2 separate regions of the Homo sapiens genome follow, and region 2 is linked to region 1. Evidence: chromatin contacts called from ENCODE Hi-C or POLR2A ChIA-PET data. All regions are on one chromosome and are shown on one strand. Each heading gives the region's core, a stretch centred on a gene start or an enhancer-like site at or near the end of the contact. The rest is flanking DNA. Distances are from core to core; before and after follow the strand shown. Region 1 holds the start of KIAA1217. Region 2 has its middle 170 kb from the start of ARHGAP21.

Region 1 (4,348 bases), core at 1,757-4,256:
CTTTTCTTTTTTCCTCTCCTCTCCTCCCCTCCTCTCTCTTCTTTTTTTTTCTTTTTTCTTTTTCCTTCCTTCTCTTTCTCTCTGTCTTTCTCTCTCTCTTTCTTTCAGAATCTTACACTGTTACCCAGGCTAGAGTGCAGTGGTGTAATCATGGCTAACTGCAGTCTCAACCTCCTGGCTGAAGTGATCCTCCTGCCTCAGCCTCCCAAGTAGCTGGGACTACAGGGCACTATGCCTAGCTAAATTTTTTTTTCTAGAGATGGGGTCTCACTATGCTGCCCAGGCTACAGGAAATGCTTTGGGCATTACCTTCAATATACACCTAGAATCTGCTGGCTTATCACCGCCTGCTAATCACCGCCTGGTCCAAGCTAGCCCTGGTTCTTGCCTCCTTGACTGCAGAAGCTTCCTAAAGGCCTCCCTGCCCTTCCCTCAACCCTACTTGGATTGTGCTCAATACAGCACCCAGTATTACCCCATTTAAAAAGACAAATCCCTTTGTAACTCACCTGGGCAACATAGCAAGACCCCTTCTCTAAAATAAAATAAAATACAATACAATACAATACAATACAATACAATACAATACAATACAATACAATACAATACAACCATGCATGGTGGCATGTCCCAGTAGTCCCAGCTATTTGGAAGCTAAGGCCAGAGGATTGCTTGAGCCCAAGAGTTCAAGGCTGCAGTGAGCTATGATCACACCACTGCACTCCAGTCTGGGTGACAAATGAGACCCTCTCTAAAAAAAAAAAAAAAAAAAAAAAAAAAAAGTAGTCCCACCTGCCAGGAGATTCCCACCTCTTTCAAAATAAAAGCTCTAGTCCTTACAATGGTTTCATGGGCCCTAGGTGATCTGGCCTGGGATTACCTCTCAATCTCTTTTCCTCCCATCCTTCTCCCATGTTCTTGCTGTTCTTTGAAAACATTACATCCCTGCTGTTACCTCTCCTGTCTTTGTTCAAATATCACTTCAGCGAAGCTCTTTCTAATAATCCTATTTACAGTTTCACTCCTTATTCCTTTTCCTGCTTTATTTTTCTCTGTAACCTTATTTCCATCAAATAGGGTTGCCAGATAAGATACAGGACTGCTCAGTTAAATGTGCACTTTACATAAATAATGGAGAAGTATTTTTAACATAAGTATATCCCAAATATGGCATGGGATATACTTATACTAAAAAAAAAAAAATTCACCGTTTACCTGAAATTCAAATTTAGCTGGGCCTCCTGTATTTTTATTTGCTAAATCCAGCAGCCGTGCCATCTAACATGCTATATATTTTATTTATTTGTTCATTGTCTGTCTCTACCAGCTCCCCACCCCCTGAAACTTGGTCCTTACACTGGAAGTTAAATGAAGGCAAGTATTTTTAGTCTGCTTTGTTCACCACTGGATGTCTGGCAGCTAAAACAGTGACGTCTACATAACAGATGCTCAATATTCACTGAATGAATGAATTAGTGAGCAAAGGAGCACACTGTCTCAGGCTGACCATCCTAGCCTCTGAAGCCTCTGAATTGCCCTGATTGTTGGAAAGTCATTTCTTAAATGGATCCCTTTCTAATGGCCCCTCTAGAATCTGAGTCATCTCTTTCAGGACAGGCCCAGAGGTTGAATTCCTGAAGTAGGATCCTGTCCTAGAAAATGGGGGTGGGGGGTTGCGGGGGTCAGGGGGACGAGGTAGCCTTATCTTCCACTGGATGCCACTGACCCCGGTAGCCTGAAGGAGAGTGCTGTGCTTTGGCAGCACGAAGGCAGACACTTCGACAGATGACTGTTCAGACTCAGGGATTCTCCAGCCATTACAAAACTTCAAGTTTTCTGCATTTCACTGGGGGATTTCTATCTCTTGTCATTGTAAGTTCTCCTGACTGGCTTAGCTTTGCATTTTCAGCGTGGATGAGTCATGTGTTACTTCCCTTTCACATTTTCATAAAACACACACCTTTTCCCCTGTGCATAATCCCTACTCCCACGCACAGCACTGCACTCCCGCACGTCTTTTTGTTGTGTACTGGCCCCTGCATGAACCTGAGGGAGGGTGGGGCGGGTGGTCCAGGGCTGTGTGGTTTATGAACATGCTGCCTATAGGATCCCACAGAATCAGCTCTTGGCATCACAGGCATCAGATGCCAGAGAGCAGGGACCTCCTCTGGCCACCCAACCCGGTGCGAAATTTCTTTGGAACAACATAAGCTTCTGGAAATTCCCTACGGAAAAGACAAGTCTATTATAAACACAATTAAAGGGAAACTGCCTGGAGAAAATTTACCAAAATTGTCCAACAACTCCCAAGTTTTGAATTAAAACATAAAAGAAGATCCAGAGTTCTATCTATCACCCAGATGCTCAAGCCCTCCCCTGCTGCTCGGATCTGTAAAATAAAACATGCCTGGTTTCTGTGATTTAACTCTAAAATTCTGCACAAACTTTGCAGCCAGCATGCATCTGCCACATGGAATCCCCCAACCAATGAATGGAAGCTGCGGTCCTAGAGACAGTTTCACAAAAACAGCTCCTTTCTCCCGTGGCTGGAGCCCCGGGGGGAAATGATTAAAAGCTGCTTAGTGATTTATTTGTCATTGCTTAGAGATACAGCTCATGCTGATGGCTCACTGCACTACAAATGTGACATCACCCCACCACCTCTTTTGCTGCTTAAGAAAATCGTGCCAGAGATAAAGTCAAGCCTAAGAAATCACAGTTCTCTATGCTCTACTCAGTTTGGAAAATGTACCATCCCAAGAAATTGCCTTTTTTTTTTTTTTCCTTTGCCGGGTCCCAGAGCTGCAGTTTATAAAAAGCAGCAAGCGGCAAGGGGCACGCGTCCCTGTAACTCCATCTTTGAATGGGTCTGTTACTTACCCTGCATCTGTCTTCTGTCTGCTGAGTAAGGAAGGCACGGCTCACATTTCTGGCTTTCATTTTCTTCCATTGTCTCTGCCTGCCGCAAAAGCTCCTCGCTCTCTGGAAACTTCAGAGCGCAGTTCTAAAAGCTCCCAGAAAGCGCCTGGGAGGGGGCCCGGGGCTGGGGAGGAGGGGACGGTGCGAAACCCCACCCCAAACTATTTTCCACTCCGGTGCAAAGTCTCCCTCGCCCGAGAAAACTGCATTCCAGCGCGGGGCCTCTTGGATCTCCCCTGCCCCTGGCCCTCCGTCCCTAGGTCTGTCCGTCCGTCCGTCCGTCCGTCCTCAGGCGCGCTCTCCGGGGACTGGGGGCTGGGCTCTGCCAGGGCAGGGCGATGCGGGGGTGTGGGGGGGAGGCCTCAACAGGTGACGGCCTCTCCTACCCACAACTGGGCCTGCCTGGTTCCACTGCTGCAAACCACCGAGGCTCTGCAGCCGAGGAAGGAAAACATTTCACACATGATTAAGGCCGAGAGCCTTCGCTGGGAGCCAGTGCCCTCATCTCTTTAATCTCAGAGGCAGAGTGAGCCTCCCAAATCGGGTGATCCACATATTAAAAAACAGCAACCTGTTGAACCTCCCAAATTTCAGTGAACTCCCTTAAAAAAAAATCCCAAACAATTTGAAAGAAAGAGTATATGCTGAGTGTTGTAAGTAAGCACTTTCCGGCACTAACTTTTTAGGGCCCGATTAACATCTATGAAGAGGTATAGCGTCATTTGCACACAGTCGATTTCAATCACTTAATCTGGACTTTTTAAAAAAAAGTTTCTACGTACTTGCTCACTTTCTCAGACTCCTCCCTCCCCCAACACACTTACACACACACACACACACACACACACACCCAGCCCTTAATCACAAATCTGAAAGGTAAACTAGTAAAGTCAATCTTCTGAAGCTCTCCCAGTTAACGACTCCAAAAATCTGAAAGACAGTGAAAATGCATTTCTTTGGACAGGCAGAGTTACAACCAACATACTTCTCCTTTTAAACCACCTACAAATATTTATTTTGTTCTTTACCCAGTCCTTGAAAAACTGGCAGAGTTCCCAGAGAGTGAAAATAGGAGGCATGATGTCCGAAAAAAAAAAAAAAAAGAGGATGGGAAAATAATTTAGGCAACATTAGCTCTGCGATGTCAGATATCTCAGAGTAACACAGTAGCTAGGAGGAAGAGCGCGATTTTGTAACCTGTAGTAGCCCCGTCACAGGAGGGGTAAAAAAGGACAATGGTTAGTCTGGTGACCATACTTTGCCCCAGTTTACAGGGCATTCCAGCAAGGTTTGAGATTGATTTAGATCAAGAATGTGTGCTGAACAATGGCCAGCCTATGTTCCAGATTGTGACCTCGAGTGACCTGTGTGTTTTGGCAGTGGGGGTGACGTATTTTGGCCATTTAAGACATAAGGATGTGGAAGCACC
Region 2 (4,434 bases), core at 175-2,674, 340 kb before region 1:
GTACTTTGAAGATTCCCTGTTGGGTCCTTATGCCCTCAGGGTTTGTCCCGACTCAACAATGAGGCCCCTGTTCATTACTCTGTGCCAGTGGTTCTGAGTCACAGCAATGCCGCCCTTGAAAGGCAGTTTTGGGTATTTGTGGAGAGTTTTCTGGTTGTCCCAATGTTAGAGGCAAAACTGGCATTTAGTGTGTAGGGGTCAGGGATGCTGAATCGGGATGTCCTACAGTCAGCTGCCCAGGAAAAACTGTCCCCCACCCCCAGCACGACCTGGTCACGTCCCACTGGACATATGCGTAAGGAAAAACCCTGCTTATAATGATCCGAGTGTAGAGGCCAATTTTATTTTATATTTAAACACTTTTGCAGCCTCAAAATGTGCAATAAAATTTTTCAGGAACGTGTAAAGTGAGGGAGAGTCGTATTCTGCTTTGTTCAAAGCTTTCAACCAAGTCATTCGCTATTTGGGAAAAGTCACATTACCAGCCATTCACAGCGTTCGAGTCCCCGGTACGACTCGTCTCTGAATGTGAATTCTGCTGATGGGTGCGTGCATGGCACGGTAATAATTATACCTTTGTTATAGTGCCACTAGGACATTGTATTTTATTTTTGAAACAAGGCGAGTAGGTAGGAGATGTCATAAGGAATTTCATCTCGTACAAAACATTTGTAACTAAAAGGGGGCTTGGATCCATTGGAATTGAGACTTATCCTTGAATTTCAAAGGATCACTCTGAGAGGCTGAGGTGCCTACTCACAAGTCCCTGCCGAGAAGCCGAACTTCGAGAAAACCCTTTTAGGAGGCACTTGGGGGCCGCTTACCCTGGTCTCCAGCAGCTGAAGTTCCCGAAGGCACCAGCAGGAGGGGCGCGGTGAGGCCTCGAGGGGTGTGGTGAGGCCTCGAGGGGTGTGACCAGAAAGGTGGGGCGTGGCTTAGCTGAGGCAGGTTGAGGCAGTACCTGGAGGGGCGTGGCAAGGCCAGGAGGAGGTGGGGCCTGGTACGGGTAGGACCTAGGCTGGGCTTGGCTTGGCTTGTCTGGGGTGTGGTCTTTCTGGCAGGTGAAGCCTTCCCTGCAGTCCCAGCTCAGGGCCCTAGAGTTGTAGTTGACCACTTGGGGCTTAGGGGAAGAGGAGTACCTATCCCAGGTTCCAATCCAGATTCACCGCCTTTCCAACAATAATACTAGATGAGAACATTAGCCTTTTAAGTGGAAGGGGTCTCTACCTACGCATCTTTTGAAGGTGAGGCAACCAAAATTTGCAATCTAATAATCCCACAAATGGATAATTTTCTGCATTGTGCTCATTCGTCTGATCCAGGAATGAAAAACCTCCCCTTAAAGCCACCTTCTTTCAAAGGGGCAACCTGAGCAGCCCCCACCGCAAGCAGGATGGCGAGTGCCCAGAGGTGCATACTGCACTTGTCACCTCTTGCCTGTTCTCAGTGTCCTGCAGTGAAGTGGGGGAGGGATAAATTACAGGAACTTTTTCAGTGTTTGTGAGGATTAAAAGACAATAGATGCAAAACACCTTAGCATTCTACGTGGCCCATAATAGGCAACAGATGGCAGTTATTGCTGATGTGTTCACAGACACAAGGATTAAGGACCACCCAATACGTTGGGCAATTAAAATATTAAGCATTTTGTGCAAATCGAAGGCATGCACTGTAAGCTCTCCTGCCTTCTTGGCAGAGAGTGGTGAGCATAACTTAACCTTCCTCGTTCCATCAGGGCGAACATTTGCTTCTAAGGTGGGCACCTGACTTGGAGCTAGATGGACATGCACCTTGGGAGGGCCTGGGACTCTCTTCTCAGAGGTGCTTTTCGGGTTATTCTTTCGGACATTACCTTCTTAGGAGCATAGATCAAAGAATGAGTGGTTGCCCGATGCCAGGGCTATGTTTTCCTGGACAACGTCAGCTGGCCTCTTTTGCAAAATTACCTTTTGAATTTTCAGTTGAAGCAGCTGTCATTCCTCTACTTCCTCCAAAAAATTTCCTGCTTGCTCTGAAATGCCTTTGCATTTACTGAGCCTTGGAGGTGGGGAGGACCTTAGCTAGAATTACAAGGTGGGGCATTCAGGAAGAGGCCCAGGTTTATGTTTTAAATGTGGCCTGCGGGGAGGGGAGTGGCCAGACCTGCTCTCAGCACCCAGTGGATGTGTCCCTCTTACCCCATGGGTCTGGCCCCTTGCACTCAAGCCCAGGAATGAGCATCATCTGAGGAATATGGGTTGGGGTGACCTGGGAGCACCTTCTCCCAAGCCTGCACATGTGACTTCACAAAAGAACCATAATTCTGAGCCATGATTCCCAGGGCCTTGGCTTTTCTCCATCTGTGTAAATGTCTATTTTACTTTGGAAAAAAATCCAGTCACAAGTAGCATTAAAAGAAAACCAGCTTCTTTAAAAATGCTGTAACGCTATTATAAGTTCTGTATTATACCTGTCAGTGCCAGGTGCCACCACTTCTGTGAAGCACCAGACAAGCCCGTTGCTCTGCACTCCTGTAGCCAACTGCCAGGACTGCTCGCACTCCCCCACCTGCATCAACTGTGACTTGATCTCCCCGGTATGTGTGCCACGCTTTCCCCAACTAGACTGATGCCTCTCAAGGGCAGAACTGGTTCCAGCTGTCACCGCAGCAGTAATAATCATCATCATTAACTTTTTTTGTTTTTTAGACAAAGTCTTACTTCTTGCCGAGGCTGGAGTGCAGTGGCACAACCTCGGCTCACTGTAACCTCAGCCTCCCGGGTTCAAGCGATTCTCCTGCCTCAGCCTCCTGAATAGCTGGGAATACAGATGTGTGCCACCAAGCTCAGTTAATTTTTTTGTATTTTAATAGAGAAGGGGTTTCACCATGTTGGCCAGGCTAGTCTTGAACTCCTGACCTCAGGTGATCCACCCGCCTTGGCCTCCCAAAGTGCTGGGATTATAGGCGTGAGCCACTGCGCCCGGCCCTCATTAACTTTTGAGTGCTCCGTATGTTTGACTCTGTCTTCAGAATTTTGTATACATCGTATTTAATCCTCCCAATGATCCTTTTTAGTAGGTGCTATTATTCTCCATGAACAGGTGAAGAAGCCAAAACACACCCAAGGTGGCACAACCAGAAAGCAGCACTGATGCCGTGGGCCAGATGCCTTCCTCATCCCATGCTACGTGCAGAAGATGCTCAGTGAGGGCTGGATGGACTGATCGTTGAATAAACCTGAGAAGCCACATGGTTTATTTCTAAGAATCTTTTTAGATACAGTGAATAACTGAATGGTGAACTTAAAAGACAGGCAGGTGTGGTGGTGCATGCTTATAATCCCAGCTACTCCAGAGGCCGAGGCAAGGGAATCACTTGAGCCCCGAAGTTTGAGGCTGCAGCGAGGTATGACTGTACCACTGCACTCCAGCTTGCGGGGACAGAGCAAGACCTTGTCTCTTCAAAGAAAAAAAAAGAGAGAGAGACTGTCTTAACTGAGTGTCTGTTAAGTGTAGTTTAGCAAAATCTGAAAACCCAAGAGCTGAGCTCATCCTGCCCAACATCATTCACTGTAGATATTCAAAGAACCGAGGTGCTATCGTGAGTTTTTATTGTTACAGTTTCTAACTTGGTCTTGAGGTTTCCCTGTCGAGAGTGGCCATAAGCCGAGATAGCCCCTCTTTAGGGAAGCCCTGATGGGGTGGGGTGCAGTTAGGTTTGGGTGTGTTGGTCAGCTAAGGCACAAGTGAGGAGGCGAAACCAAAAATGCACCAAACAGAGGAAATATCTTACTTACAGATTCCAGGGAGGGTGGTGGCGGGGCCTTCATGAGAGGTCTGGAGGCAGTGACAGCAGAGCTCAACCAAGAGGTGGGGAGAGAGTGAGAGTGAGCAAGCCTGAGGGGCTGTGCTTCTATCAGGGTCCAGGGGCGTTACCCCTTAGGCTTTCCCATGGGGGTCGTGGATTGGTTAGTTTCAAGAAAACACGTGCGCAGGGGAAATTTATTGACACGACTCTGGTATTAATCATCAGGTTTTACCACGGGCCCGCAGGTGTGGGGCATGTTGGGTTTTTGGTTGGTGGGATGAGGAAGGAGCCTGGGCTGTATTTTTCAAACCACCACACTGGGAGGCGAAGTTTTAATGAGGCCATAGAGGGCAGGGTACAAGGTTTCAAACAACTAGGTTGGCCGGGTGCGGTGGCTCATGCCTGTAATCCTAGCACTTTGGGAGGCCGCGGCAGGCGGATCACGAGGTCAGGAGATTGAGACCATCCTGGCTGACACAGTGAAACCCCATCTCTACTAAAAATACAAAAAATTAGCCGGGTGTGGTAGCGGGCGCCTGTAATCCCAGCTACTCAGGAGGCTGAGGCAGGAGAATTGCTTGAACCCAGGAGGCAGAGGTTGCAGTGAGCCTTGATCGTGCCACTGCACTCCAGCCTGGGCGACAGAG

What was found. A loop is a pair of places that touch in the nucleus more often than their neighbours do. ChIA-PET counts read pairs that join two places held with the same protein, here RNA polymerase II (POLR2A). Pooled maps may share reads with other maps.
Region 2: a map of Caco-2 shows a loop between it and region 1 (3-fold over the local background). The contact joins the enhancer-like site here to the promoter of KIAA1217 in region 1. A Hi-C loop is called at or near these places in 4 of 168 maps with a recorded cell type or tissue (Caco-2, Calu3, HepG2 and 1 more), 1 of 37 single-sample maps with no recorded cell type and 11 of 50 pooled maps. POLR2A ChIA-PET finds 5 or more read pairs at or near these places in 1 of 52 experiments (Caco-2).

The regions. Positions count from the first base shown.
Region 1 is chr10:24,207,796-24,212,143 of GRCh38, reverse strand. It overlaps KIAA1217, which reads right to left and starts at 3,006. Exons shown (of 21, transcript NM_019590.5): 1 at 2,881-3,006. The coding sequence starts at 2,950. RefSeq lists enhancers at 2,188-2,247, 1,621-2,820 and a silencer at 2,538-2,587.
Region 2 is chr10:24,549,026-24,553,459 of GRCh38, reverse strand. No RefSeq gene overlaps it. Among named protein-coding and RNA genes, the nearest start is that of ARHGAP21, 170 kb to the left of the region's middle. Within about 2 kb of position 1,424, at least 2 of the 41 ENCODE cell types and tissues checked have a DNase peak (open chromatin) inside an H3K27ac peak, as active enhancers do.